Linked DNA regions of Mus musculus: all the other regions are linked to region 2. The links are chromatin loops, found by intact Hi-C in ENCODE. Cell type or tissue: gastrocnemius. All regions are shown on one strand. Each heading gives the region's core, and the rest is flanking DNA. Links, peaks and the distances in the headings are about the cores only. Region 1 has its middle 6.0 kb from the start of Dnajb13. Region 2 overlaps Fam168a (family with sequence similarity 168, member A). Region 3 has its middle 9.5 kb from the start of Gm35082.

The links. Hi-C counts contacts between places; a loop is a spot of excess contacts. Peaks named below come from ENCODE experiments on the same cell type or tissue, not always from the same donor. Only the 100,000 strongest peaks of a DNase experiment are listed, where the experiment ranks them.
Region 1: it touches region 2 in a loop (2.3-fold over the local background); 6 of 42 quality-filtered maps call a loop at or near these places.
Region 3: a loop joins it to region 2, with 8 times the contacts of the local background. A loop is called at or near these places in 17 of 42 quality-filtered maps.

The regions. Positions count from the first base shown.
Region 1 is chr7:100,515,488-100,526,202 of GRCm38, reverse strand. It overlaps the pseudogene Gm8463. Among named protein-coding and RNA genes, the nearest start is that of Dnajb13, 6.0 kb to the right of the region's middle. In gastrocnemius, for the core only: a CTCF peak has its summit at 5,365 (motif pointing left); a DNase peak (open chromatin) is centred at 5,356; H3K4me3 peaks cover 199 bases; H3K27ac peaks cover 447 bases.
Region 2 is chr7:100,794,379-100,805,093 of GRCm38, reverse strand. All of the region lies in intron 2 of Fam168a (family with sequence similarity 168, member A), which reads right to left. Among named protein-coding and RNA genes, the nearest start is that of Relt, 64 kb to the left of the region's middle. In gastrocnemius, for the core only: a CTCF peak has its summit at 6,075 (motif pointing right); no DNase peak of the experiment used is centred there; H3K27ac peaks cover 1,439 bases.
Region 3 is chr7:100,679,196-100,689,910 of GRCm38, reverse strand. No RefSeq gene overlaps it. Among named protein-coding and RNA genes, the nearest start is that of Gm35082, 9.5 kb to the right of the region's middle. In gastrocnemius, for the core only: CTCF peaks have their summits at 4,094 (motif pointing left) and 5,098 (motif pointing right); DNase peaks (open chromatin) are centred at 4,078 and 5,106.

The sequences.
Region 1 (10,715 bases), core at 1,911-9,910, 280 kb after region 2:
AATGAACTCTAGATACCCATTGCATATTGCATTATTATTCTACTCTGGGTCTTGTTTAATCTTTTTTTACAGGCAGAGTTTTTCTCTGGTTAGCTTTCCTCCTCCTCCTCCTCCTTCTTCTTCTTCCTGATGGTTGTGAGCCACCATGTGGTTGCTGGGATTTGAACTCAGGACCTTCGGAAGAGTAGTCAGTTCTCTTAACCGCTGAGCCATCTCTCCAGCCCCCTGGTTTGCTTTCTGAATTCAGTGTTCAGTGGTAAGCCTTTCTCTTGAAGAACAGCTTTCCATCCCTTCTGTGACGTAACACTAGGTTTTCTTCCCATCTCAGTGCTGCTGCATCTTAGTCTCCTTTTTATACTTTTATATACTGGTGAGTTGGGACTGAAGAGAGGGCTCAGAGTTAAGAGCGCTTGTTGAGCTTCCAGAGGATCCAGGTTCGATTCCTAACACTCACATCAGGCAGTTTACAACTACTTATAAGTCCATCCCCAGAAGATCTGATGATGGACCTTTGGATTCTGGGCACCTGGATTCACATATGCACTTGCACACATAATTTAAAAATAAAATAAATCTGAAGTATCAGTGTGTCTCACTATACTGACACTTAACACGACAACAATCTGTGCTTTAGACACACTATTGCTGGAATTTCCAACCCCAATAAGCCCATATAAAAGTGATGAGCCGGGCCCTCAACTGTAAACCTAATTCCTCCCTAGGAAGGGTCATCAGCTCTATAGCTTTAAGGACTATTTAAGCAGGTGAACTCTACACTGTGTTGTCTTGGGTTGTCCTGATGCTGTTTGTATTCTACTGTTAATTCTGCTTCCTCAAATGGGGTTGCCCATGAGCAGGTGAGCCTTCCTTCTCCCCATTTTAACTGGCCAATAAAAGCTAGAGCCTGTGATTGGCCAGAGTAGAAAAAAAGGTGGGACGGGAGGTCTTTGAGAGTGGGGGCAAGTAGAGAAGAGAGAAGGGAAAAAGAGGAAGAAGAAGGAGAAGGAGAAGGAGAAGGAGAAGGAGAAGGAAGAAGAAGAAGAAGAAGAAGAAGAAGAAGAAGAAGAAAGAAGAAAGAAGAAAGAAGAAAGAAGAAAGAAGAAAGAAGAAAAGAAGAAGAAAAGCCACGATGGAGCAGAACCTTGTGGCCAGGAGAAACCACAAGTAGCGAGGGACTTATAGCTGGGGAGTAAGTTAATGTAGATATAGGCTTATAGCTTACAATTATAACAATTGGATTGCATGCTTTTTATGCGGGCTTATTGGGGTTGGAAATTCCAGCAACCGTGTGTCTACAGCACAGTCCGTTGAGATGTTGAGTAGCTTGCCCATATCTTGTCTAACAAGTATTTCCTCCCTCCCCACAATCTTATTTTCCTCACGTCAGAAAAGGCTCAAAGCCTTAGGTTCACTCCCGTTCCCGGTCAGCAGAGTCTGTCAATCTTCCCTTCAGAGTCTGTAATTCCTTGCCTCACCTTTCCCAGCCCTCAACACTGCACACGGGGGACAGGACAAGTCTTTTTTTTTTTTTTTTTAAGAACAGCAAACACCTTTATTACACTATGAATGAGGCTCATTTGCCTTTCTGGGCTTTGATCTTCCGCAGGTAGAACTCCAGCCCCTTGCCTTCGAGCACACAGCCCTCTGCTCGGCCACGCTGGCCTGGTCCTGAGGCAACGCAGGCGAGAAGCTCGCCCTGCTGGAACTGCTCCTCCAGGAGCCTGCTGATTTGGGCATTCTTTTTCCTTTTGTCGTATTTTCTTTTGAATTTTCTTTGATCATTTTTTGTTTAAAATCTCTTCCTCCTCAGGAGTCAGCTTGGCCTCCTTCTTGCGGCCCAGGGGCAGTGCATAGTGAGACTCGGACCACTGTCGGTATGGTGTGCTGTCAATAAGCACAAAGCTGTTCTTCACCAGGGTCTTGGTGCAGACAAGCTCATTGTGGACAACATCAGTGATCCTTGTTTTGCGAATACAACACTCAGAGCCCCAGGAAAAATTCCCCACATCCCATCTCAGGGCACAGTACTTCTTACTGCCTCCTCGAACTCGGACTCTGTGTATATGGCGAGGGCCAATCTTAGTGTTGGCAGCAAGCCGTCCCAGCTCATACTTCCGCTTCTTGTGATAGGGTTTTCTCGTAACCCTGGTCTTCCAGTGCTTGTGCCAGTTGTCCTGAGAGATGCCCATTGCTTGGTGCTGGCTGGAAAGAGCAGAACAATTCTTTTGAAACCTAAAAGCCCACCCTCGGTGACACAACTCCTTCAACAAGGCCACACCTCCTAATCCTTCCCAAGCAGTTCTACCAACTGGGGACCAAATCTTCAAACATTCGAATGTATGAGCCTGTGAGGACTGTCCTCATCCAAACGACAACATCTAAAAGATGAGGACTTTTTTTCTTTCTTTTTCTGCTTACAAAAGATAATGTTTCCAAGGGCAGGAAAAGCTAAGGTCTCCAGCATAGTTTTGTTTGGAATATATGCATTTATTATCAGATATAATTGGACAATGGTTTTTTTTCATTTTTAATTGTATGTATGTGTGCACTTATGTATAGGTATGTGCATATAAATACAGATACCTACGTAGCCCAGAGGAGTGGAATTCCTAGAGCTGGAGTTGCAGATGGGTACCAGAAGAGAGCATTACATTCCTTCGAACTAGACTTATAGGCAGCTGTGAATTGTCATGTGGGTCCTGGGAACCGAACCTGGGTCTTCAGCAAGAGCATCAATTGCTCTTAACTGCTGAGCCGGGTCTCCAGTCCCCTCAGGCCTTCTTTTCCCCACTGAGTGCAGTTAGTGCTGCTCACATGTATACAAGAGTGAGACCACCTACTGGCACATTGGTATCCTACAGTTGTCCCCCTCAAATAAGGACTCTTCCACCACCAACTCCAGCCCCAGCAGCCATCAACTGCCAAAATGCATGCTGCATCCATGGTTCTAGGGTCTTACCTTTCATTGAAAAATTAATAAAATGTTCCTCAGAGGAAAAGTTATATATTCAGAACCGTATGCATACAACTTAGAGATGCAGAGAGACCCAGTCTATTGGTGCCCCCCACCCCCACCTCAGGAGCTGACCCTGTGCTGAGCCATGCACAACACCAATGGGGTTTCAGACTACCTGTGTCCTATAGAGCAGCGCTGACCAGTCAGAGGTGCTGGAAGCACACCCTGTGATGGCCCCTCTCTTACTCTTGTGGTCAATAAATCTCTCTGACTCAAGCTCGGCATGGTGGTGTACAGCTGTGTTCCCAGTACTCTGGAAGCTGAAGCGAGAAGGTCAGAAGTTCAAGACCTCTTCAGCAACAGGGTGAGTCTGCAACCAGCTTGAATGTAAGAGCCCATCTGAAAACCCATCCCCCCACAACTCCCTAGATTAATGAAGGTTAACAGTAGGGTTTTGTTTTCAAATTTTCTTTTTGAGGATTTATTTATTTATATTAGATATATTTATTTTATGTACAATGTGAGCACACTGTCTCTGTCTTCAGCACACCAGAAGAGGGCATTGGATTCCATTACAGATGGTTGTGAGCCACCATGTGGTGCGGTTGTTGGGAATTGAACTCCGGACCTCTGGAAGAGCATTCAGTGCTCTTAATCATCTCTCCAGACCCTGAAGGTTTATTTTTATCTCTCTCTCTCTCTCTCTCTCTCTCTCTCTCTCTGTGTGTGTGTGTGTGTGTGTGTGTGTGTGTGTGTGTGTACGTACATGTATGCCATTGTTGTGGGTGCCTGTAGAGGCCAGGAGAGGGCGCTGGATTCCCTGGAGCTGAAATTACAGGCATCTGTGAGTTGCTCAACATGGCCTTTGGTAAAATACCAAGTGTTCTTAACCAATGAGACATCTCTGCAGTCCCCAGAGTAACACTTTTTGAAATTAAAGAATACTAGACTTCCTTTGAGCTGTGAATTCTTGGTCCAGGTTGCCCTATGGGAGAATCAGATTTGCACACGCTGTTGAGACAATCTGGTGTGATGTTATCACTTTCAAACCCCTGATCCCTTAGAAAGAAGTGATAGTAAAGAGGATGGACCCTGACTCGTGGTGAGGTGACACTCCAGTCAGCCGTCCTTCTACCGTAGTCATCCGGCAGGTCCTCACAGAGCCAGCACTTAATCCCTGAGCCATCTCTAGCTCTCCAGCACTTGTGTTTTATTTACTTATTTTGTTTTTGATACAGGCTCTATCTGCACAGCCCTGGCTGCCCTGGATCTTCCTTTGTAGCCCAGGCTAACCTTCGAACTCACAGAGAACCACTTGCCTCTGCCTCCCAAGTACTGGAATCCATGCTAGGATTAAAAGTGTGCACCGCTATCACCATCGCCTGGCTCCATGCTCTCAAACAAAATAATGCCAAGCAATTTTTATGCCTTTTAAACTGTATAAATATTAACTTATCAGTACAAAAGCAAAATGAATTCACATTTGACCAAACTGGGTTTGTTTTAACAAACATACAAACAAACAAGCAAAAACTACTAGGTGCAAAGCGCTATGTAAATCTGAGATCTCACTGCCAACTTTAAGGTATCAACTTAAAGATGTTATCAAATTAAAAACAAAACAGGAAACAAGATGAAGGTGACATTGGCCTGATCAATGTGCGCACACATACACACACACACACACACACACACACACACCCCTTTAAAAATTATGTATCTTTAGTGAGGCTATGCCAGTGCCTGGCAAATACAGAAGTGGATGCTCACAGTCATCTATTGGATGGAACACAGGGCCCCCAATGGAGGAGCTAGAGAAAGTACCCAAGGAGCTGAAGGGGTCTGCAACCCTATAGGTGGAACAACAATATAAACTAACCAGTACTCCCAGAGCTCGTGTCTCCAGCTGCATATGTAGCTGGGAAGAGAGGCCCCTAAGTCTTGCAAACTTTATATGCCCCAGTACAGGGGAACACCAGGGCCAAGAAGTGGGAGTGGGTGGGTTGTGGGGCAGGGTGGGGGGGAGGGTATAGGGAGCTTTCGGGATAGTATTTGAAATGTAAATAAAGAAAATATCTAATAAAAATTTTAAAATTATGTATCTTTAAAATATGTGTGTGTCACGTGATATGTGTGTGGCATAGATTCCCCTGGAGCTATGTTACAGGCAAGAGTGAGCTGGCTAATTGTGGGTGATGGGAATCAAACTCAGGTCCTCTGCAAGAACAGCAAATGCTCTTCATCACTGGGTCTGCTCTCCGTACCCACACCACTATGTTTTCTAGAGTTTTCTAGAGCTGATGTCCTGGTTGTGACCGCTCTGATTCTCTGTTGTCCATCTTGTCTGCTGTAAAGCAAAGCAGCTCAGTTTTCGGCAAAGACGCCTTCCCCGGTTCTCCAGCGCCCCCTTGTGACGTCCAGTGAGAAGTGCCTGGATCTCTCACTGCCCGCCAAAGTCCTCACCATGGATAAAGGCTTCTTTGTGTATATACATTTTGTATTCTATTTTAAATTATTTCAATCATGTGTAAAATTTACAAGAATCATACAAAATGTGGTGTGAACCTCCTTTTTTAAGGTTTATTTATTTATTATATGTAAGTACACTGTAGCTGTCTTCAGACACCCCAGAACAGATTCAGTTATCATTACAGATGGTTGTGAGCCACCACGTGGTTGCTGGGATTTGAACTCAGGGCCTTCAGAAGAGCAGTCGGTGCTCTTAACCACTGAGCCATCTCTCCAGCCCTGGTGTGCACCTCTTATCGCAGCTGTTGGAGCACAGAGGCAGGGGGTAAACAACCTGGTCTTATCTCATAGCAAGTTCCAGTGAATCCATAAAAAGGTGGGGAGTCGTTTCATCAAGACGTCTCAGTGAGCAAGGGAACTTGCTGCCAAGCTTGATGATAAGGGTTGGTCCTTAGAGCTCAGGTGACATTCAAGAGAACCAGTCTCTGCGTGTTTACACACGCATGCACACACAGAGAAAGGGTGGGGGGTGGGGAGAGGTGGTTCAGTGGGTAAAGTGCTTGCTCCACAAACATGAGGTACAGAGTTTAGATCCTGGGAATCATGATCCCGGGAATCATGTAAAAAGCTGAGCATGAATGACAGTGAGGTGTGCCTGAAAGCTTGTTGCTAGAAGGTAGAAACAGGAGAATCTTTGGGGCTTGCTGGTCAACCAGTCTAGCCAATCCATGATCCAGGTTCAGTGAGAGACACTGCCTCAAAAAATAAGATGAAGAGCAAAGGAGAAAGATACCCAACATTGACTTCAATATTGACTTCTGGCCTTCATATGCACGTACAACTGTGCAGGGACCCATGTTGCACACAGGCACACGCGCGCGCACACACACACACACACACACACACACACACACACACACTGTAGTGGCTATTCCTGGTTGTCAACTTGACAATATTTGGAATGAACTACAATCCGGAATTGGAAGGCTCACCAGTGACCCTTATCTGGAGGCTTGGAGATCCTTATCTGGATCTTGGTTTGAAGATCTTGAGCCATAGTGGCTATGGATTCCAGAAGATTGAATCTCCGAGTTTAAGGAACACACCTTTAATCTGGGCTACACCTTCTGCTGGAGACAATATAAGGACATTGGAAGAAGGGAGTCTAGCTCTTGCTATTGCTCCTTCGCCTGCTTGCTGCGTGAGACTGAGTAACTGCTAGATCCTTGGACTTCCATTCACAGCTGCGACTGAACAATTGTTGGGAATTGGGCTGCCGACTGTAAGTCATCAATAAATTCCTTTACTATTTAGAGACTATCCATAAGTTCTGTGACTCTAGAGAACCCTGACTAATACACACACACACACACACACACACCAGTACAAAAGAGTCCTGTATGTTCCTGTTCAGTTGTTATAATTCTGTACACACAGTTTGTATATGCTGTATGTTTTTCCTGGCCCATTTTAGTGTAATGCATAAACACTCCACCCTGTCATTCTAAAATACTCCAGGATGCTTTTGCTAAAGTGAAAGTCATTCTCCTGCCTCATCACTATGCAGCTATGAGAACAAGGCAATCACCATTGTTTCTGTCCTGTTACCCAGTCTGCAGGCTGCATTCTGTTATCCTAGCAACGCCTTTCCTAGCCACCCTGTCCTCGGTGGCCCAGGATCTGATCCAGGAGCATGGAGCACATTACAGTGCTTTTTCTCGGACGGAGTTTCCCAGCTTTTCCTTGTCTTTCATGAGCCTGATGAGTTCGGAACAGAATCCAATTGGAGTTATGCTCTTGGGTTGGGTTTATCTGTTATTTCCTCATTCGATTTAGGTTTCACATTGGACAAGAATAACACAGAAGCTATTTTTGTCCTTAGAACCTCATACTGGGAGCCACAGGACTCAGATTATCCGATAACTGATGATATCCATCTACAACTACATACTACGCTAACAACACAGGAAGAGACTAACCCAAGGGAAAAAGCAGTCCAGAGTTCCCGACCATGCCCCTGTGTCTGTGTTGGCAGAGACCTTTACTATGGAGGCGTCATGGGGAGTCTGGGCACTTCTGGGAGCCAAAGCTGGAGTTGCAAGTATGGCAGGAGCCTGAACCTTGGTTTGAGTCTTTGTATTGTCCTTGGGCTGAAAGATCCTATTATCCCAAGCTTGGGGTGAACACTGTAAACAAATCAGTTGAGCTTACAGTTGGTCTCCTTTGGAGCCTTGTGCTTAAACTCAGTAGGCTTTACTAAGGCCTTGCTATATCCTCAAGAGTGCACTCGTGACCTTGGTCATGGTTTCTGTGACTTCTTTAGGTCCTGTGATTCTTGGCAAAATGTATGTTCCTTAGGAGATTGCTATCTGTTCTCTTAGGAGACTCATCTCTGTCCTCGTGGCTGGGAATTTTTGCATGTCTGTTGCATGCGTGTATAAGGGTGTGCTTTCCCATGTGTGCTCAGGTGGAAACCAGGAAGTGCAGGTTTCCCATATGGCCAGTGAACCCCAGGACACACCTGCCTCTGCCTGCCAGCACTGAGGTTACACTTCCACCTCACTTTTACATGGTGCTGGGAATCCAAGCTCAAGCCCCCATCTTGCCTGTTTGAGCCAGACTCTTGTGTAGCACAGGGTGGTCTCAAACTCACTGTGTTGACATCAGGAATGGGTGGGAAGGTCAAGCTCACATGCTGACATTGCCGATGAAAATGAGAACAACTGCATCAGGCTACCTCACAGCTGAGTGATAGGCCCTCTGTGAACGTCACTGCTCAAGAGACTTGTCTGTACAGGATATCATTTATATAAAATTTAAAGTATGAAAGGGCAGGTGTGTTAGAAGTGATCAGAACGAGCCAGTTGTAGTTGTCTGTCAAACATCATCAGACATGTTCATGTACAGTAAAGCCACAAAGAGAAGCAGAGAGGGACAAGCAGACAGGGAGGGGACAGGAAGGGGACACTACATGATGCTCCTCCAGCCAGAGATGTTCCAGGATTGATCTTTGAGCAAATAAGCAGGGTTTTTTTTTCTGGTCCTGCTCTCTCTGGCCCAATAAGCAGTTTTATAAGGAGGAAAAATAGGAGCCGGAGAGATGGCTTAGCAGTTAAGATCACTTACTGCTCTTACAGAAAACCCTGCTTTGGTTCCCAGCACCTACATGGCAGCTCACAACTGCCTGTGACTCCAGTTCCAGGGAATCCGATGCCTCCTCCTGATTTTTGTGAGCTCCTGCTAAAGTGTGGGGTGCACAGACATGCACCTAGTAACATGATCATATGACAAATAGGTATAGATAAGATAGATAGATAGATAGATAGATAGATAGATAGATAGATAGATAGATAGGTGATAGATAGATAGATAGATAGATAGATAAATAGATAGATGATAGATAGATAGATAGATAGATAGATAGATAGATAGATAGATAGATAGATGACTGACTGACTGGGGATACGGCTCCCTGGATAAAGTGCCTGCTGTGCAAACCTGACAACCTGAGTCTAGGTTCTCAGACTAGACTCTGAAAAGCTGGGCATGGTGACATGTATTTGTAACCTCAGAGCTGAGGTAATGGAGACGTGTAGACAGATGGTTCTGTGGAACTGCATGGCCAGCCAGACTTGCCAAATTGGTGAGCTTCAGATTCATTGAGAACCTTGTTTCAAAAATAAAGTGTGCATGTGAAAGATGTTTTAGTGGTTAGTTGCACTCGTTAATTCCAGAGGACCTAGGTTCAATTCCCAGCACCCATATGGCAGCTTGCAACCATCTGAAACTCCAGTTCCGGAGGGTTCAACACTCTCTTCTGGCCTCCAAAAGCACCAGGCATGCACATGATGCACATACACACATGCAAGCGAAACATTCATTATACATGCAAAATAAAACAAATAGGACCAGGTGGTGACCACACACACCTTTAGTCCTAGCACTTGGAAGGCAGAGGCCCATGAATCTCTATAAGTTTGAGGCCAGCCTGGTCTACAGAGCAAGTTCCAAGACAGCCAGGACTACACAGAGAAACCCTGTCTTGAAAAATTAATTAAAAAACAAAGTGGGCAACTGAGGAAGGCATCCAATGTCAATCTCTGCCCTCTAGTATGCACACACATGCACTCACATCTGCACACACATGGAAAGGAAGAGAGAGGGAGAGAGAGAGAGAGGAAGAGGAAGAGGGAGGGAGGGAGAGGGAGGACATTGATATTATTCATATTTATGACAATTGTATCACTTTTTTTAGTTTTTTTTTAATTAAGATTTTATTTTCGGTATGCGTATGTGTGGATGTCTCTGGGTGGCTATGTGCTGGTGAGGACAGGTGAGCACAGAAGGCCGAAGAGGGTGTCTGATCCACTGGGGCTGGAGTTCCTGGCTGGTGTGAGCTGCCCAGTGTGGGTGCTGGGACAGAGCTCAGGGCTGCCTCTGTCCTGTGTAAGCATCTGCTCTTAACTGCTGTCTAGCAGTTAATGTAGCACACTAATGGCACACACTAACAGGGAAATTGGGTGGAGGGAAGATGAGAACATTTTAATTTCGTTTTTCTAAAAATATAAAACTATCCTTCAATTAAAAAAAACCAGAGCTGGACAGTGGTGGCGCACACCTTTATTCCCAGCACTTGGGAGGCAAAGGCAGGCAGATCTCTGAATTTGAGGCCAGCCTGGTCTACAGAGTGAGTTCTGGGACACCCAGAGAAATCCTGTCTTGAAAAACCAAAAACCTAAATAAATAATCAGCCAAATACATTTGTTTTTTAGAAAAAAAAGTACTTATTCAAGTATTTATAAAGTACATAGCCAAGGCTGGTCTTACACCATACTCAACTCGTTCTCAAAAAACAAAACAAAACAACAAACACTTTTAAGAGAGACAAGTTCTCACTATGTAGCTTTAGCTGTCCTGAAACCTGTGATAGTGAACAGTATGTTTAGAGGATAAATTTACTGTGCTAGGCTTGTAGAAACAAAATTGTTTTTAACTTGTATAAGCCATAAGGAAGTTGCCCCTACCTGATGTGCCAGGTGAGCAGGCCTGAGATGGACCACTTCCTGGTACAGGTGGACTATTGTTTAAAAATTGCTGATTGTTACGAAACATTTCACTGGCTCTGCTACTCATACAAGGTTTGGGTCACAAGATTAAACAGGCTAACTGCTGTTATGTGAAACGCCAGCTTGCTTGGATGGCTGAGGCACCTGTTGCATGGCTGCTACAAAACCAAACCTTGACCACACACAGACACGATATGAGTTCATTTGGCTCCCAAAATTATAAC
Region 2 (10,715 bases), core at 1,843-9,842:
TCTCAGTTGAGAGGCTGGTAAACCCAGAGACAGGCTTAAATGGTCATGTTCGGACATAGAGACAATACTATCACTACCATTAAAATATTCAGAGGAGAATGGTCTGTCTGGATAATCAAAATATAATTGTTCTAGGTAAATAGGTATAGAAGGCCAAATGTGTACTGTTCCTCAGGGGGAAAATTCTTTAAACAATCTAAAAATAGCTCTAGCGTTCTTATCCACTGGAATAAAGAAAATTTTAATAGAAAGCAGATGGCCTGTTATTCTACCTCCAACCAGGGTATTCATTCCTTCTTTTTCCCACTATATGCTAAAGTACTTGAGAAGTACTCAACAATGAAAGGTTGTTGGTGAATGGTCTCTGATCTCAGTGCATTTATTTTCTAAACAGATAAAAGGACAATGTCAATTTTACAAATTGATGGATTAGTCCATAAATTTCTTTTTCACTCCCATGTTGACTATTTTACTTCATTATTCTATTTAAAGAGATGTAGCAAAAGGGAAACTATTGTTCATATTTAATAAAACATAGTTCCTCCCCCCCAAATAAGTTATATCTCCCCTTCCCATCTTTCTTCTCCAATTTCAGAAATAAAACAAGCACACCTATAATCTCAGCAAATCAAGAGGTTGCAGTAGGTGGATCACATTCAAGACCAGCCTGGGTTACATACCGAGAGTCAATCCTCCTTAGCTACAGAGCAAGCCCTGTCTCGGAAGACAAAACAAAACAAATAAAATCCTTAGCCTGGTGGTATATGTCTCTCCCTGTACCCAAAAGGCTGGAGTGGGACAGCTGTGAGCTGGAGGATAACCTGAACTACACAGCGAGACCCCTCAAACTAAAAATCATATATAAATCAAAAGGTGTAGGAAAATAGTACTTCTTAGATAAGACAAAAAGAAAGAATTATGAAATGCGTGAGATATCTAAATTATCAAAAATCTGAAAGTCTGTATGACAAAAGAAAATTGATAAGTACAGAAACAGAAGACATTTTAATACATATCACACAGGACTGATATGCAGAATAAAAGCTCAGATCACTCAACAAGAAATCAAAATCATCTAATAGAATCTAGTCCAGCAATCCAGAGAGAGAAAAATTAGTTGACTAGGGAGGAGAAAAGGAAAAGATATTCAGACACACTAGTATCTAGTTGAATACAAACAGATGGAACACATTAAGCATCTCAAATAGAATGTTTTGTTGAGGGATTTTTTTACATGTGTCCAGTGGGATATTATTTCCCACTCTTGTAGTATACCTATCTGGTTTGGGCATCAAGGCAATACTGGCCTTAGAATGCATTAGCAAGTGTTCCTTTTCTGGCCTACATTTTGGCAGAGTTCGCTGTGTTCTCAGAGCACTCTTGCTCTTGTCTGAATACTTGGTAGACCTCAATCTGGTCTCCAGCTTACCTTCCAGGACATTTCTTTCCTTACTTTTTTTTTTTTTTTTTTCTTTTTTGGTTTTCGAGACAGGGTTTCTCTGTGTAGCCTGGCTGTCCTGGAACTTTGTAGACCAGGCTGACCTCGAACTCAGAAATCCACCTGCCTCTGCCTCCCGAGTGCTGGGATTAAAGGCGTGCACCACCACGCCCGACTACCTTCCAGGACATTTCTTGACAACTAATTATCTTTGTCAAAAGTCTATTCAGTTTTTCAGGGTGGTGTGGGGAACTGTTTTGTTATTTTGTTTTTAATTTTGTCATGAGTCAGTGTTGATAGTTTGTTCTCCTAGGAAATTGTCCATTTCACTTAGGTGTCTCAGATGACAACATACAATTGTCTCATAGCAAACTCTCATATGTCTTTTTATTTCTACACGACTGGCAGTAATATCCCCTGTATTTTTTTGGAGACAGGATCTTATGATGTACCTAAAGCTAACCTTAACTCACCACCACCCTGCCACAGATTCCAAACGTTGGGATTACAGGTATATATCTCCATGACCTGATTCTTTAAAACAATATTTCATGTGCATGAATATTTTGCCTGTATGTGTTGCACCATGTGCATGCACTGCCTGAGAAACCCAGACGAGGATGTTAGCTCAGGTTACCTAGAAATGCGTTACAGATGGTTGTGGGTGACTGACCTCAGCTCCTCTGCAGGAGAGTCTTAACCATTGAGATATCTCCCCGCACCAATTTTCCTAATCTTTTTTAAAAAATGATTTATTTTTGTTTTATGTGCACTGGTGTTTTGTCTGTATGTATGTCTGTGTGAGGGTGCTAGATCCCCGGAAATGGAGTTACAGACAGTTGTAATTCACCATGTGGGTGCTAGGAATTGAATCCAGTCCTCTGAAAGAGCAGCCAGTTCTTTTAACCACGAGCCATCACCTTGCCAGCCCCCAAGTCTACTAACCTTTTTAAAAGACTTTTTTTTTGCTAGATTTTCTCTCTATTCTATTTTCTATTTTCTGCTCTATTTCATTGATGCCAGTTCCAATTTTTATATCTTCTCTTCTACGTATTTAAGTTCCACTTCTCTTCTCTTTGCTAGTGAGTGAAGGTGAACCACTGGATTTTTAGAGCCCTGGCTTTCCCCAAGGAGGCATCACAGTCCACTGGAAGAGCAGGCGCTACACCATTCACCAGGCATTAGGTCACAGACTAGCCTTTCCCTTAAACCTCAGGAACACATGTCCTGTATGACAGGCTAGAAAACTGGAAGAATATTCAAAATTCTAAAGGCTGTATTCAAATTACACGCAAATATTTTGCGAAGTTGTAGGTACTTTTTTGTTTGTTTGAGACAGGGTCTCTCTGTCATCCTGGGTGCCTTGGGGCTCACTATGTAGACCAGGTCGGCCTCAAATTTACAGAGATCTTGCTGCCTGTGTAGTAGGTACTTTTGGGGATTCTTTTTTGTTTGTTTCTTTTTGTTAAAGATTCCCTGTTGCAATGCTCATGGAATTTAAGACTATAGTGAAAAAATCAATTGTGGGCTGGTAAGATGGCTCAGTAGTTAAAAGCACTTACTGTTCTGGGCAGAGGACCTAAATTCCCTGTTGCAATGCTCATGAGATAGGTTCTACCATTATTTTTGTTGCACAGATGAGAAAAATAGCTAGAAAAACAAATTTACAGTTTGGGCTACACAAGTTTAAGGCTAGCTCGAGCTATAGCACAAGATCCCATCTTAAAGACAAAATCAGAGAGTGAGACAGAAACTAATTTACCTGCCTAAGCATTGTGGTTGCTGCTGTGGACCGGGTAATTCATCACTCACTCTCAACTAATTTTGCTGTGTCTGTCCTTGCTCTGAGGCTAAAATACTCCTTTCTCGGCTCTTCTAAAGCCCAGGAAAGCCATGTAACTTAGTTCTGACCAATGACACAAAAAAATTCTCCTGGGGGAATTCTGTTAAGTCTTTGTTTTATTAGTGACAGGGAGAGCCATTTATATCCCTCTATATCCTTAAAAAAAATTTTTTTACTATTATTCTTTGAATGTATATGGATGTTTTGTTTGCATGTATGTTAAGTATGCTTGCTGCATGTGGCCTGGTGCCTGTGAAGGCTAGATTTGAACCCCTGGAATTGGAGCTACAAACAGTTGTGAGCTGCCAGGTAGGTGATGGGTGCTGAGAACTGAACTTAGGTCCTCTGGAAGAGTAGCTATTCACTTAACCACTGAACCATCTCTTTAATTGCAACTCTTTAAAAAAACAAACAAACAAACAAACAAACAAACAAGCCACCACCACCAACAAACCCCACAAAACTTAATTACACAAAACACACAATGCCAAGAGTTATTGTAGTTATCTCAGATCAAGAGGAAAAAGCTGAAAGTCATGAGAGTATTGATTTTGAAATCATTGGCCTATCTAATAAGTCAATGCTACCTGCACTAATGTCACCTCTAGACTTGCAGGGATATGTGTGCTGGGACTGGGACTACCCAGGGCCTTGTACAGGCTAGACAAGCCCTCTACTTTTTACTTATTTTTAGACAGGCAGATTCTTGGGGGTTGGTGGCCAACCAGAGTGGCCTACTTGGCAAGTTCCAAGTAGGTGAGAGATTACCTCAAAAAAACAAGGTTGTAACTCCTGAAATATGAAACCTAAGGATGCCCTCTAGCCTCTATATACACACATGGAAGCATGAAGACTGACTGTCTCTCAAAATGAATAAAATGGGAAATCTTGCACTGTGTATGTTTTCCCATGATGACTTTTCTTTTAAGTATACTTATGCTAGGCATGGTGGCGCATGCCCATAATTTTAGGATTTAGGCTACATAGGAAAACTGATTCTCAAAGGAAAAAGTTTTCTGTGGGGGAGGTCTCTGCAAACACCAGGATTGGTAGAGTAAAATCCGCAGGAGGCAAGGACAATTGGTTTAACATAACTCAGTAGCCAGTGTTGTATCAAACTTCTACAGCAGCAGTTCTCATCCTATGGTTGAGACTCCAAAAGGGTCACATATCAGACATCCTGCATATCAGATATTACCATTCATAACAGTAGCAAAATTACAACTATGAAGTACCAAAAAATAATTTTATAGTAGGGGTTTACCACAACATGAAGAACTGTATTGAAGGGTCACAGCACTAGAAAAGCTGAGAACCACTGCTCTAGAGTCTGACACCGGCAATTTATTTTAGCCATATTTAAGCACAGTGCAAGTTTTGGAAAGAAGTTTCCTGGTAACAATCATCACAATAAAGCTAAAAGCATAACTACCTCAAAACTATTCTGTAAAGTACATTCCATCTCTTCCCTATGAATGGGCTCTGTAGCTTACGGGCCTTGGGGAGGATCTGGGGTTATCACAGAGGTCACCAAGCTACAAAGAAGATGTGACATCTCTCCTAAGGAAGGCTTCTATTGACTGAGAAGTGATGCTCAAGATAAGGGCCTAGGGAGAAAGAGTCTGGGATAAACCTAACAGTCTGGGGATTGAGGCTGGAGTGGGCTCCTCTGATAGCACAGAGCACCAGCATCCACTCCCAGCTTTCTCGGCAGAAAACAGGTATCCATTTCTTCCACTGAAGAGACAACCCTGTGTGTCTAATATTCCTGGTTTCTTTATTGCTTATCTTTGAACAAGGACCTAGTACCCTCTACAGGTTTCTTAAACCTTTTACTTATGGTGACTCTTATAAGCTGAAAGAACCTGAAAATGTTGCTTAGCTGAAACTAAAAAACATGAGTAAGCAACTAAATAAATACATGAAAAATGATAACAGCACTTACCTGAAAAATTGCAAATGAAGACAATGTTTATAAAATACCTTGTCACCTTAATGATAATAACTAATGGTAGTTATTACTGTAATAACTAATCGCAGCAATGATTAATGTAAACTAATGATAGTGACATCCAAATGTTATTGCTTTTTATTGTTTTATTTATTTTAAAAAGGTTTATTTATTTATGTGTATGAATATTTTGCCTGCCTGTATGCATGTTTACTGCCTAGGAGTCTGGTGCCCCAGGGGCCTGAAGAAGCTGCAGGATCACCTGGAAGTAGAGCTACGTGGTTACGAGTTGCCATATGGGTGCTGAAGTATGAACCCAGGTCCACTGTAAACACAGATAGTGCACTTACTGCTGAGACATCTCTCCAACCTTATTGCGTGTGTGTGTGTGTGTGTGTGTGTGTGTGTGTGTGTTGGCTCATATGTGACACAGAGAATGTGGTGAGTGTGCGCACATAAGAAGTGGGGAAGAAAGGAGAGATGGGGGGAGGGGACACAAACAAGAGAGAGCAGAAAGAAGACTAAAAAGGCCATCATGGTGGTACATTCCATTAATCCCAGGTTTCAAGAGCCAAAGCCAGACAAATGGGCTAATTAGGTCTATACAGAGTTTGATACCAGCCAGAGCTACACTGTGAGACCCTGTCTTAATTAAAAAAATAAATAAAATAATAAGAGAAATTGAAGACTCTGATCACCAGAAGAGTTACAGAGAGCTATCAACTCCTCAGAGCCAACGGTCACATAATCTAGGCTGAGAGATACAAGACTAGCAGCTGCTAAGGACTAAAGGTCCTAGTATGGGCGCTGGCACACCTACAGAGCTAAAGTCTACATGAAGACTATAACACTAGAGGGTGCTAACTGCTTCTTCCTGAATTCTGCTCCTGTTCCTGGTTGCATGCAGAAGAGAGAAACGTCTTATCAAGGTCAATATTTTCTGATCTGAGAAGGTTAGGGTGGTACAAACCAAAGACTGCTAGAATAAAAGAACTTTTAAGGGAAAATAAGGTAATGTGCTCAATTTTAAAGTAAGTTGAGCAATGTATGAGACAGTCACGGAGATGTTGGAAAGATAGCTAGGATAAATAAATCAGAAGCTCAAAGGAAGTGTCTACCACACTATAGGTCAGTATTTAGATATCAACTGTGCCTTCAGGCAACACCAACTTTCAATAGGTGAACAGAGAAAACCCTGAAAGGAAACTACAACTCAGAAACAGCAGAAGAAGTAGAAGAAAAACAAACAAAAGTAAACAGAAATTTCGTAGCAGATTAAAGAAAAGCAAAGGAAGCTTGCTTTAAGGAGGAGGAAGGAAGGAAGAGGCAAGTGAGATGGCTCAATGGGTAAAGACACTTGTCACCATGCCTGAAGAAGACTTGTCACCAAGCCTGAAGACCTGAGTTCAATCCTGGGAAGGAGGAAGGCAGTTCCTGCAAGCTGTCCTCTGACACACATGAATGCTCTGATGTGTGCCCCACCACAACAAATGTGTTCAAAAGGGATGCTTTATGCTTTTTCAAAAAATAAAAGAGGGAGGGAGGGAGGAAGGAAGGAAGAGGCAAGTGAGATGGCTCAATGGGTAAAGACACTTGTCACCATGCCTGAAGACTTGTCACCAAGCCTGAAGACCTGAGTTCAATCCTGGGAAGGAGGAAGGCAGTTCCTGCAAGCTGTCCTCTGACACACATGAATGCTCTGATGTGTGCCCCACCACAAAAAATGTGTTCAAAAGGGATGCTTTATGCTTTTTCAAAAAATAAAAGAGGGAGGGAGGGAGGGAGGGAGGGAGGGAGGGAGGGAGGGAGGGAGGGAGGGAGGGAGGGAGGAGGAGGAGGAGTTAGGGAAATATCTCAAGGCAGAGTGCTTGTCCTGGGTCTGACCTCAGCAATGCACAGGTCAGAGCATATGCCTGCAATCCCAGTTCCATGGAAGTGGAGGCAAGAGAATCAGGATGAAATTCAAAGTCATCCCTTGAAGCCTCAGACACAGGAAAACATCCTACCTCTTCTTCCCCCGAAAAAAAGAAAGAAAAGAGGAAAGACTTAAAAGGAAGGAGGCATTAAGGGTATCAACTGGCATAGAAGCATCAAGTTAAGATGAAGTCTAAAACCAGTTCATTAGATTGAGCAATAAGGAAAGCACCCATAACTACAGTACAAACCGTTCATTCCATCAGCTTCTTCTTCAGTGAAGTTGAAAAAGGTAAGTGACCTGAGGGGTCTTTTCTGAACAGAGGAAACCAGCTTCATCAAAAGAGTGTTAGCAACTTCAGGGGTTTGAATTTGATTTCCTGGCTCATCTGAGATGCTAATCACTGTGGTACCCAAAATAGCCACATATTCCATAGCAGTAAAAGCATTTACTTTGTAATTTTTAAAAAAATCTGTGATTAGTTTAGGTCCTGCTATATAGATAGTATGACCTTGAAGCTGATCCCCCAGTTGTTTCTCTTGGAAAGTAAGCGCTGTCGCTCTAAAGCTGTTTTCAAATTAAATGAGAAAACCTTGGGGGAAGTTCTATGTAAAGAACAGAGCACCGGACAGGGGAAATGGCTGAAGGTAAAGTGCTTTCTTTGCAAGCGTAAGTACCTGAGTTTGGAACCCACATAAAAATCCAAATATGACTATATGTTGTTATCCCACTCTGGGGCGGTGGAGACAGGAGGACTGACTCCTGGGATCTGCTGACCAGCCAGTCTGACTGAAAATCAGTGAGTTTGTCTAAAAATCAGAGAGCCTGTCTCAGAAAATAAGGTAGTGAGCAGGTAAGGAGGACAACCAACATGGATGCACACCCTCATCACACACACACATGAAGTATAGCAAGTATAGCTATCAGATACTCTTAAAAACAATTCCAGGAAATCAAGAGGGACAGACCGACACAGAAAGACAGACAGGCAGAGAACTGAGCAGGGATCTGGCCGCTGAAAAGACTATTTTTTAGTCATATGTTTTAGACATATCAGATCATTTATTGTCTCTGTAGGCTGACAGCTTTATTAATATTATCAAGGTTTTCTAGCTGATAAACTGATACACCTTTTTTGCTTGTTTGAGGCAGGATCACTATGTAGTCCTGGCTGCCTCGTTAGTGAAAAAAAGAAAGAGAGAAATGGGGAGTTAGGAATGTCAGATTGTGGATTTTGTTTTGTTTTCTTTGGATGCTGGTTTTTTGTTTTTTTGTTTTTGGTTTTGTTTTGTTTTTAGTTTTATTTTGGAGGTGGGGAGGAAGTCATAAACTTATAGCTATGGCTGGCCTTGAACTCTCAATCCTGCTGCCTCTACCTCCAGAATATAGAGATTATAGGTATGTGCTACCATACTCAGCTAAAGTATTTGTAACATTTGGACATGTTGTTTGCTACAGTCTGAAACCAGAAAATTCATAGGGCACTGTAACTGGTTTCAGTCAGCATAAGAGTGGGAAGTACCCAGGACAGAATATGGGAAAAGGAAGATGAAACGTTAGTTATTAACTTGTGGTAGCGAGACAGTGAATATACAGCACAATGCCCAGCTCCAACCCAGATCATTTCTACAGATCACTAAATTCTCCATCTTTTCATTTATATAATGGTAAGGTAAAGGCTTCATACATTCTTAAGTCTTGAAATTATTTTCTAAATGAGATTGGGACCCACAGAGCAAGTTGATAGCAGACACAGTTACATTAACTACTCTTTGCCCCCTTGTGAAGAAAAATTCTGTCTTAGGGTTTTCATTGCTGTAAAGAAACATCATGACCAAGGCAACTTTCATAAAGGACAAATTTTAATAAGGGCTGGCTTACAGGTTCTGAGGTTCAGTTCATTATCATCACGGCAGGAAGCATGGCAATGTCCAGGCAGACATGGCACTGGAGGAGCTGAGAGTTCTACATCTTGTTCTGAAGAAACAGGAGAAGACTACTGTCTTCCAGGCAGCAAGGAGGAGGGTCTCAAAGCCCACTCCTACAGTGACACACTTCCTCCAACAAGGCCACACTTATTCCAACAAGGCCATACCTCCGAATAGTGCCATTCCCTGGGCCAAGCATATTCAAACCACCACAACTTCGAACCTTTTTTTGTGTTTTTCTTGTAGACTATATATTGAGGCACAAAAGTGTAATAACTTATCAGATGTCATCACATACTGGATTTGGTTTGGTTTTTCTCTTGCAGTACTGGAGATTAAATGCTAAGCTATGTGCATGCCAGGAAAGCCTTCTATCTGCTGGGCTATGCACAGCTCTAAATCTCCATCTCTATATTCCAATCTCTTTTCTCCAAAAGGCATATTCATTGCTGTGCTTTACAATAACCATTGGCTAGGGACTGTACTAGACCCATGAACCAACCACTGGTTTAGGTCATTATCTCATTTTATAGTTGAGAAAACTAAAAATCAGAAAGGTTAAAATAACTCTACCAATGTGCCACAGCCTATCAGTAGTAGAGCTTAGATTCTGGAAGTTACAAATATCAAAACAGAGTTGTTATATCAAACCTATCAAAGTGAAGGTCATGAGGAAGGAGTCTGTATGAACCTATGTCTGCAGTGGGGTATTTCCTGCATGTATGCCTATTACAGGATTTATTGCAAAAAGTACTTCTAGACTGCATTATTTGTGCAAATAATCCAGTGGCACAAGGACCTAACCTAGCAAGACCTATGTCACCAACAAGCCACACCGTCCTCTGAACTGTCCCTGTAACCGATGGTCTTTGTTTCAAATCGTTTATGTGAAGCTTTGCTTTTTCTTAAACATTTCTCCTTTGCCACAACCTCCCTAAATGTGCCTATGTCCACTACAGCATATGTAGCCTGAATAGAAAGCCATAAACATACTAGCCTTAGGAAAAATTCTTTGGCACCTGGAGCGATGGCTGAGTGGGTAAAGAGTTTGCTGTGCAAGTATAACAACCTAAGTCTGGCTCCCTATGACCCCGCCCCGTGTGTGGTGGTGGGAATGAGAGTGTTCCCATAGGCTCAGGTAGTGAATACTTGGTCCTTAGTTGATACAACTGTTTGGGAAGGATTAGGAGGTATGGTTTTATTGAAGAACTGGACTTATTAGAAGGTGGGGACATATTGCCACTGGGGGTAAACTTTTGGGATTTCAAAAGCCCAAGCCATTCCTAGTTAGTTCTCTTTGCCTCATGGTTGTGTCTTAAGATGTGAGCTCCCAGCCACTGTTCCAGCACCATGCCTGCCTGCCCCCATGCTCCTTAGTGTTGAATTCTAACTTTCTAAAAGTGTGAGCCCCAAATTAAACAATTTTTTAATAAGTTACCTTGGTCACAATGTTTTGTCACAGCAACAGGAAAGTAACTAAGATACCATATAAAAGCTGGCACAGTACTGCGTCTCTGTAATCCTTACACTCAGAGTAAGATGGGATACAGGCGTAGGAGAATCCCGGAAGCGCACAAGTCAGCAAATCTGTCAGACACAGTGCAGTGGCAACAGAGAGAACCTGCTTCAAAGAAAGTGAA
Region 3 (10,715 bases), core at 997-8,996, 110 kb after region 2:
CATACACACAGGCAGAACTCTGTATACATAATAAATAAATCTTTTTTTTTTTAAAAATGTAGATCTGTAAAATGTAGATTGTCCCAAGAAAGTGACTTCTAAGAAAAGAAAATTGCAACAAAGGATAAATGAAGTTGTTAATGCTCCAGGAAGCATAAGACATTAGGGGACAGTTGGTAAGCTGGGAGTGACATTAGGGAACAGTTAAGCTGGGAGTGACATTAGGGAACAGTTGTTAAGCTGGGGGTGACATTAGGGGACAGTTGTTAAGCTGGGGGTGACATTAGGGGACAGTTGTTAAGCTGGGGGTGACATTAGGGGACAGTTGTTAAGCTGGGGGTGACATTAGGGGACAGCTGTTAAGCTGGGGGTGACATTAGGGGACAGTTGTTAAGCTGGGGGTGACATTAGGGGACAGTTGTTAAGCTGGGGGTGACATTAGGGGACAGTTGTTAAGCTGGGGGTGACATTAGGGGACAGTTGTTAAGCTGGGGGTGACATTAGGGGACAGTTGTTAAGCTGGGGGTGACATTAGGGGACAGTTGTTAAGCTGGGGGTGACATTAGGGGACAGTTGTTAAGCTGGGGGTGACATTAGGGGACAGTTGTTAAGCTGGGAGTGAAGGCACACAATGGCGGACAACCCAGCACTAGAGAGGCTGAGTCAGGAGGATCATGGGTCTGAGGGCAGCCTGGGCTACACACCCTTATGTCAAAAAGAAGAAAGGGTCAGGGATGTACCTCAGTGGGCAGAATGACTGAGTAGCATGCACTGTCCTGGGGTCGATCTCCAATATGAGATCGAGTTTGACAAACCTGTAATCCCAGCATTCCTGAGGTGACAACAGGAGGAATTAAGCCATCCTCAGCTATATAGTCATTTGAGACTAGCCTGAGCTACATGAGTCCCTGGAGAGAGGGAAGGAGGAAAGGAGGGAGGGGGGGGAGGGAATTATTATCATCAAACCACCATCATTATTATTATCTTTCATCAGTACATAATTTCACTTTGTGCCTATTTGTGCTCATCTTGATTATGGCTTAGCAAATAGTCACTGCACCTCCCTCCACTAAGAAGGGAGTGGAGCCCATTAAAGTTGGGCTGGGCTATATGGCTTATTTTGGCCTGTGGAATGTTCCTAGACTTTACGAGAGCAGTGGCCTTAAATGGGCTTGTGCTGTTTGACTTGGCTCTCCCACCTCAGGGAGCTGCCATGGAAAGAATATGCCCTAGGGGGACTCCGATCCAAGTTGAATGAGTACACGTAGAGCAGATCCACATCTAGACCCAGCCTGAAGTTAACTCAGCCAGCCCACACAGGAGGCCGAGCCTCACGCCAAGCGCAGCCTGGAGCTGCTGCCCAGCAAGCAACCTGTACACCAGGAGAGTGAGCGAAAGACTGAGTCTGCAGGCAATGCAGAACACCAACTAAAACAGGAAGCGGCAGCACTCGGATGAAGGATGGGTATAATCAATAAGCACACAGGCCTCGAACCATTGATGAGGCTCTGTGTTCCAGATGAGGCATTGAGCTCACACGTGTTCATCATATTCTTTACGTACACCTGCTGTCTGTGCTATCATCTATTAACTTTATCACAACATAAAGACAATCCAATAAAAAGAGGATATGTAAGGGGGCCCACCTGCAAGATGGCTCAGCAGGTAGAGACACCTGCCATCAAGTCACCTCATGACCTGAGTTCATCCTCCAGGACCAGCATGGTAGAAGGAGAAACCAACTCCCACAAGTCATCGCCTGTTCTCCACACCCGTGCTGTGACGTGTGTATGTGTGCATGCAAACACACACACATGCACACACAAACATACATGTGTGCGAGAGCGCGCGCACACACACACACACACACACACATGCATGCACACAGGTGCACACATACAAGAAGGAAGGAAGGAAGGAAGGAAGGAAGGAAGGAAGGAAGGAAGGAAGGAAGGAAGGAAGACAGATAGACAGACAAAAAGAAAGAAGTGATGGAGGTAAGAGTTTGAGGCCATAGCCTGCAACCACCATTTGTGTGCTAAATAGAAGGTGGTTTTCAAAAGCTAGGGGCCGACCTCAAGGCCTGGAGCAACCCAGAGAAGGTTGGGGTCCATGGAATGCAAAGACGGAGAAAACTGGTGCAGCTGATGCAAATGGTTGGGTCTCAGTAGAATATGATATATGAGGTTACACTTTCTTCCCTTTTTGGAGATATGGTTGTGTGTAGCCTAGGCTGACCTTGAACTTACTATGTAGCTGTAACTCCAGATCATCTGGCAGCCACCTCTGAGTGCTAGAATCCCAAGTGTGTACCCAGGGCTTGGTAAGGCGGGATGCTAGGCAAGCAATCTACCAAGCTTCCTCCCCGTCTCTTTATTTCCCTCTTCACCCCTTTCTGGATTTCCCAAATACTCCATAATAAACATGTATGAGTTTTTTAATCAGAGACCATATGAAAGAATATTATGTCAGGCAGTCTGTTACTTTTCAGTGGGCACTCTCTTCTCTGTTGACAGCAATGAATCACCATTGGTCGAAGTCTGACCTGGTATAGGTCTTCCCCTGGATTTCACACACACACACACACACACACATTGATTGAACTCAGATCAGATTGTCAGGCTTCACACACACACACTCACACACACGGTGGTTTGAATGAGAGTGGCCCTCTTAGGCTCATATGTTTAAAAGCTTGGTCTCCGGTTGGTGCAACTGTTTGGAAAGAATTAGGAGGTATAACCTTGTTGGAAGAGGTGTGTCAGGGGGCAGACTTTGAGATTTCAAAACTGCAAGCAATCCCCAGTTAGCTTTCTCTGCCTTGTGCTTGTGGACTTAGATGTGAGCTCTCGGCTATGTCTGCCTGCTGCCATGCTCCCACCATGATGGACTCTAACCCTCTGGAACTGTGAGCACCAAATTAATTGCTTTCTTTTATAAGGTGCCTTGGTCATGGTGTTTTATCACAGTGATAGAAAAGTAACTAAGACACCCCCTGGCCATAAAGATAAAGATCAAGTGTGCTGGGGGAGGGGCTAGGGAAGAGGCAGAGTTTTAAGAGACACATCCTAACCAAAGAAAAATGGGACAAAAGAGACAAGAAAGGAAATTTCCTAGATATTTACCTCTAGGTTTCATAACATCACAATGTCTGGCGATGATGGAATCTATGACAGCCTCAGGCAACCTCAGGATGAATGTGGCTCAAGGGAGAGCTAGGAAGGCCCCAAGTGACAAGCTGAGCCCCTCATGCACTGTTCTGATAGGTGGAGTCTAAAACTTCTGTGGCTCAGCCTGGTGGTGGTGGTGGTGGTGGCGGCGGCAGTGGCACACACCTTTAATACAGACACTCCAGGGAGGCAGAGGCAGGCAGATCTTTGAGTTCCAGGCCAGCCTGGTCTACAGAGTAAGTTCAAGGACAGCCAGGGCTACACAGAGAAACCATGTCCTGAAGAAACAACAACAAGCTGTTGGTTAGGTGACTTTTCATTGGGAAGATTCAGTTTTTGTCTCAGACTGTCCTAACTAGCACAGGATTTTTTTTTTCTTCACTTCACAGTATTAAAAGGACTGACCCACTTGTAAGGCCTGGAAGGTTTGTTTCATGTCCCCAGACTGACAGCTTGGCATCTTTGAATTAACCAGAGGAGAAACCGCCTGACAGTGCAGTACTAAAAACCAAGGGCTCTTCCTTTATCACAAGGATGCGTCCTCTACAGAAGATCCAAGGTGACTGCCACGGAATTCTTCCTTCCCCCTGCCCACCCTACTAAAAGTGCCTGTCCCTAGCATTTATGTCAGCAAAATACATTCTTTTTCCATTTTGCCATTATTTTTCCTGGGACCCTGGTCACAGTGCAGCTGGGTAGCAGTTTTTGGAATTGCTCCTGCCCTACTTCTCATCTTGAACGTTTCTCCCTATTACAGTTATTTTATATTTGCACCTCTGTGCCAGGACTGCTGGTTTATAAGACCTTGAGACAGAGATACTAGAAGGAACACAAACCAGCCTTCACCATGTCACTGGACTCTGAAGCAGGCCTCCAAGAGAAAGCTGGGCTGGGCCAGGTCTGCAGGCCTACCAGCGCCATCTGCCGGCTAGGTCCTACATCTTCTGTCTCAAGCTAGATCTCCACCACCACCTGGGACAGCAAGTAGCCCTTAGATTGTTCCTTTATTTTGTAATCTGGGAATCAAAGGCAGGGCTTTACAAGTGCTAAGAAATTGTTCTGCCGTGTGTGGTGGCACACGCTTTTAATCCCAGCACTTGGGAGACAGAAGCAGGCGGATTTCTGAGTTCGAGGCCAGCCTGGTCTACAGAGTGAGTTCCAGGACAGCCAGGGCTACACAGAGAAACCCTGTCTCGAAAAACCAAAATAAATAAATAAATAAATAAATAAATAAATAGCCACAGACATGAAACTTCCGGATTGTAGGGAGTAGGGTAGGGCCACACTTGTCATCAACCCCTGCTCAGGAAGTGTTGCTTGCCTAGGTTACATAGCGAGTTCAAGGCCAGCCTAGGCAACTTAAGTGAGCTCCTATCACACAACAAAAGCAAAACAAAACCCCACAAGCAAACAACAACAAAACATCTCCAAGGTTTTCCACTCCACACAATATATCTTTTTTCTGCCATCCTGTGACTGTCCACAAGGATGGGTCTCCTCTGTGCTATCCAGGATGCCAGGGGCCATTCTCCTGGCTTTCACACTAACTCTCTATCGCCATTACTGGAGTAGAGAAAAGTGCCAGACTCGAGGGCATCAACCGTGTGAGAATGACCAAGGTCCTCCTACTGTGCTCTGAGAATGCCAAAGCCAGATCTGGGAACTTCAGAAGACCCTTCAGTCCCCTTCCCCTCCACCTCTTAACTCATCTCCTCTTTATGAGCAACAGGCTGTTGGTCAGAACCACCTTCGGGCCACAAAGGTGGTTGGTAGTTGACATCCAGGCTTGACTCTGATAATAATCTCCTGTGGAAGAACAGTAAGAAGATGTTACAGAATGACGTTTTGTTATCTTGTTATCAACATGGCCAAAGCATTGAAAAGTGCTGTTCTGATAAAGATGCACAGAGCTGGATGCAGTAACCAAATATGTCCACAAGGGTGCAGTAATGCCTCTCGCTAGCAGCTGGAGTTCGTCTTCAACCAACAAACAATTCAAGGTACTTTATCTTGTTAGAGCAGAAGGTCTGTGAGTGAAGGCAGATAATTTGATGTGCTTTTAAGTTACTTTCTTGGGCTGGACATGTAGCTCAGTTGGCGGAGTGTTTGTCAAACAAGCACAAAGCACTGAGTTTGCTACCCATCCTTGGGCCGGGCATGGTGGCACACGCCTTTAATCCCAGCACTCGGGAGGCAGAGGCAGGTGGATTTCTGAGTTTGAGGCCAGCCTGGTCTACAAAGTGAGTTCCAGGACAGCCAGGGCTAAACAGAGAAACCCTGTCTCAAAAAAAAAAAAAAAAAAAAAAAAAACCATCCTTGGTGAAATCAGGTGTGAGGGTATATACCTACAATCTCAGGGCATAATGAGGTGGAGGCAGGAGGATTAGAAGTTTAAAGTCGTCTTGGACTAAGTAAAATTCGAGGTGTGGTGTGTGTGTGTGTTGTCTGGGAGTGCGAGAGGGCGGGCAAGGGAAGGAGAGAGAAAGAAGGGAGAGAGAGATAACAGGGAAGAGAGAGAGAACAGGGAAAGGGAAAACAAGAAGAGAGGGAAAAAATGGTAAGACAAGAGGAGAAAGCTGTATGCGTCAAGGCTTCCTTTTTTTGTTTGTTTGTTTTTTGAGACAGGGTTTCTCTGTAGCCCTGGCTGTCCTGGAACTCACTTTGTAGACCAGGCTGGCCTTGAACTCAGAAATCCGCCTGCCTCTACCTCCCAAGTGCTGAGATTAAAGGCATGCGCCACCACACCTGGCTGTTTCAAGGCTTCCTTACACACATACACTTTTTAAAAATTACTTTTTGGGGGCTGGTGAGATGGCTCAGTGGGTAAGAGCACCCGACTGTTCTTCCGAAGGTCCAGAGTTCAAATCCCAGCAACCACACGGTAGCTCACAACCATCCGTAACAAGATCTGACTCCCTCTTCTGGTGTGTCTCAAGACAGCTACAGTGTATATTACATATAATAAATAAATAAATCTTTTAAAAAAAATAAAAATTACTTTTTGAATCAGGGTCTCACCCTTTAAGCCAGGCTGCCCTCAAACACATAGGAATCTGCTTCCCTCTACCTCCCAAATACTGGAACTAAAGATGTACACCACCATGCCCAGTAAAAAGATTAAAAAAAAAAAAAAGTCATGCACAGAGGGACAGGGCTACTTTTTGTAACCTACCATGTCTCTTATGACGCTTCCTATATACTTTTCCAGAAATATACTACACACACACACACACACACACACACACCCCTGGCTTTACATCAAGCCAAAGCCTGGGAATCTCTAATAGGAGCTAATGAATATTCATGACCCCAATTGAGAAGATTAAAGAGCACAGACAGTGCCATGATTCTGTGACTGGTACAGGAAGGCCCTTAACATTAGGACACTCAGAGGAGCTCAGAGCTCAGTCCAGACCTTTCAGGGGGACTCTGTGGGGGTGGTAGCTCTTCAGCTGTGTTCAGAAAGATAGAGCTGAACATATGGGTCTGTGGTCAGTTAGAATGCCAGGTCACTCAGAAACCAGCCCAGGGTCATTTTAACATGTGGGACAGACACCATGGTTCTTAGGAACACCAGCTCTAGAAAATGCACTTTTGATCTGGGCTCCACAAACCCCTGCCATTTATGAGGTCTGTGAGGACGTGGTAGTGAACACCTGTAATCCCAACACTTGAGAGGCTAAGAAAGAAGGCTCTAGTTTGAAGCCACTCTGGGAAACACAATAAAATCCTCTCTAAAATAAAAGAAGGCCATACAGATCGCTGAGCAGTTAAGAGTGTTTGCTGTTCTTCCAGAGGACCTGAGTTCAGTTCCCAGCACCCACATCAGGTGACCCACAACTGTCTGTAACTCCAGTTCCTGGGGGATCTAACACCTGTGGCCTCTGTGGGCACCTGTACTCATGTGCACTTACCCACATGCAAATACATACTTACACATAAGTGAGAATAATAAAAATAAATATTTTAAAATGCCCTTAATGAATGAACCTTAATTTCCTTCTATTATGATTGTAAGCAGTAATAGCAGTGACTGTGGCTCTGTTACTAGTAGCAATCACAGGTATTTTCAAACCACTATTGACAAAAAATAAAATCAACCTAGTTAAGAACAAAGAAAATGACACTCATTTTGTGTACAAATTTAAGCAATGCTTTTTCCATATTTTGAGACAGAGCATCAGGTAGCCCAGGATGGCCCCAGACTTACTATGTAGCAAAGGATGACCTTGAATACCTGATCTCCCTCCATTCCCCAAGTACTGGACATACAGGTGTATATCACTCACTACTCCAAGTTTTATCCAGTGCTGGGGATTGAACCCAGGATTTTATGTGTGCCAGGAAAGCACTCTACCACCTGAGCTACATGACCAATCCTCACGCAATCCTGAAAGTATGCTCCAAGGTTCTATACAATAACAGCTGTATTTATAGCTTTAAACCAAAAGAATTGGGAATCACATTACTTCCTCCCTAGGAATGAGATGAGGGGACACAAGGAGAGCTAGGTTTACTGGCTGCTCTTCCGAAGGACCAGGGTTCAGTTCCTAGCATCTACAAAACGGCTCACAACCTTCTCTAACTCCAGTTCCAGGGATCTGATGCCCTCTTCTAGCCTCCTTGGGTACCACATGTACATGCTGCATGGATATAGATGAAGGAGAGCATCTAGGAATACAGGGCTTCTCTGTGTTACCCTGGCTGTTCTGAAACTCACTCTGTAGACCAGGCTGGCCTTGCACTCCCAGAGATCCATCTGCCTCTGCCTCCCAAGTGCTGAGATTAAAGGTGTGCACCACCATGCCTGGCTTAAGTAAAATCTCAAAAAAAAAAAAAAAAAAAAAAAAAAAAAAAAAGAAATTGAAGCAGCATATGGGGGTTGGGAGCACTTCATATAAAAATAAAAAACCTAGGGCTGGAGAGTTGGTCCAGTGGTTAGGTGCACTGGCTGCTCTCCCACAGGATTGGAGTTTGATTCCCAGCACCCATATGGCAGTTCATAACTGTAACTCCAGTTCTAGGGGACCTAGTGCCCTCTCTGGCCTCCATGATCACCTGGCACTGGTGGTGTACAGAGATGCATGCAGGCAAAACACTCATGCATACAATAAACATCTTTAAATACAAAAAGGAAATTTAAAAACCTATTAACTATTTTCTTTTTTTGCTGAGGTCAGTACCCAGAACTTCCCATATCTTAACAGCCCATACATCTCCTTTTTGAATAATATTCTGCATCCAGGAGCCTTGCTGTCTCATCGGATGTATGGGGCATTGTTTCATACTGCCATCAGCACGTGCTCTCCTCCTCAGGAAACAGAATCTAGTCATTGGTCAGAAGATGAACACAGGACAGAAGCTGGCCAATCCCTTTCCTTCCCTGGGACTTTTCCCTCCTAGAACTGGCAGACAGGGGAGGAGCGAAGCAGATACTGAGGCTCAGGCAGAAGAGGAGGTTCTCATTTCGTTTAATGTAGACTTAGCTTTCTACACAGAACCCGATCTCCTGCCTGATCCTGGCTGTTTTTAAAAGTTCCTCAGCACTAGGTACACTTATGCCTGTAAAGAGCTGGGATTCTTGCCATTTTATGACTAGAGGGTAAATGTGTTCAAATTCATTTTTAAATTATTCATAGTTCTACCGCAAACACATAAAACTGGAGCAAAATCTCAAAAATACTTGGTGTTGTGAGCAGCACTTGAATGTGGGTGGGTTGCTCAGTGGAGGCGAGGAGTTTTGTCTGTATGAAGGGCCGGTAGTTGAGAAGTCACTTCCTGGGGCAGTCCTGTCTTGGAATTGTCTCTTAGACCACTGGGACCGTGACACCTTCCTCTCCTCGCCCTGCAGCCAGTGTCTTGGAAAATGTCTATGGTAGACCCAGACAGTTCGAGCTGGGCCTTGAATAAGGTGGTCTTGTGTAGGACATGAAGAGGCCAGCAAGATACGTAAGAGAATAAAGGTGATTGTTGTCAAGTCTAGAAACCTGAGATCCACACAATGGAAGATCCAATTCCCATAGCTGTCCTCTGATCAACACAAACTTACCATGACACATATGTGTGCATGTACACACACACACAATAAATAAATAAATAAATAAATAAATAAATAAATAAATGGATAGATATATAAATAAATATAATTAAAAATTTCCCACCTGGTGTAGTGGACTTTAATCCTAGAACTCAGGAGACAGAGGCAGGTAGATGAATTTCTTTGACTTCCAGGCCAGCCAAGTTGACACAGTGAATTTTTAAAGACGTATTTATTTAGGTACTGAAGAGATGGCGGTACTGAAGAGATGGCTCAGTAGTTGAATGTACTTGCTACTCTTGCACTAGACCAGGCACACATACATATTAAACAAATAAACGACTCTTTTAAATATATTTTTAAAGATTATTCACTAAATGATTTTTTAAACTTTTTACTGATTTTTGTGAGTGCACCCCAGTCCCACTCATTTCCCATCCCCTGTATCCACCCCCCCTGCTGCAACTCCCCCACAAGATAAAAACCCACATAAACAAAAATAAACAAAGCATAGAAAACATCTCGTCTGCTGTCTCAAGCAAGCAGCATGACTGGTCATGATGGCTAGGAAAGATCCCTTTACCATGGAGGAGGTCCCAGAGAGCAAGATACAGCTGCTTCCCCAGCCCCCAGTCTGGGTATCTTTTTGTTCTAGTTTGCTTTCTGTGGCTATGACAAAACACTAACCAAAAGCAACTTGGAAAGAAAAGGGTTTATTTCATCTTACATTTCCAGGTAATGATTCAGTCACTGAGGCAAGTCAGGGCAGGAACTGAGGTAAAGACCATTTAGCTTTAAAAAAAAAAATGAAAGAGAGAAAGCATCCCGTCATGGAAGCTGCTGTATGTTACAGGATGTACCACAGTATGTCCCTCTGTCCACACATCTTCACTTGCAAATGTTCATTGCAATGAGTCATTGGTCTGGTTTGACGTCTCTGGCTTCTGTGACACCATCAATATTGAATCCTCACGGGGACTTGGCTCAGTTATCCTGCTGTTGCCACATGTCATGGAGATCATTTGGATCAGCAGGACTGGTCCTTTCACAAGCCCCAACAGTTCACAGGTGACATAGACGTTGGGATGAGCCAATGCAAAGCCCTGGATCTGCGCCTGCGTGGTAGGTAGCTGAGCTGGTCAGCCCTCTGGCTCTCCTTTATCTGAGCACCACCAAGGCAAGCTCTCCAGCACTGCTCCAACTAGGCTGCCCGATGCTGCCATCAGTAGGAGGCAGGCTCAGTATTTCTGCTTTCAAGCCCTCTGGCCAGCTCACCTGAAGCCACGCCTCCAGAGCCAGCTGTAGTGGGAAACCCTGATAGTTAAGGTCAAATTCTACCACGTCTGGGAGTGCCTCTGAGCTCAGTGCAAAATGAAAAACTACCCTTTCCCAGCAGGGCTTCCCCTTCTCTAGGGAGCTCAATCCCGCTCTTCTACCTGAGGAAGGTCCAGTCGTAGCCCTTGGCAAACCTTTAAATTCAACTTCCTCTTTCCGCCCAGCAAGTACCT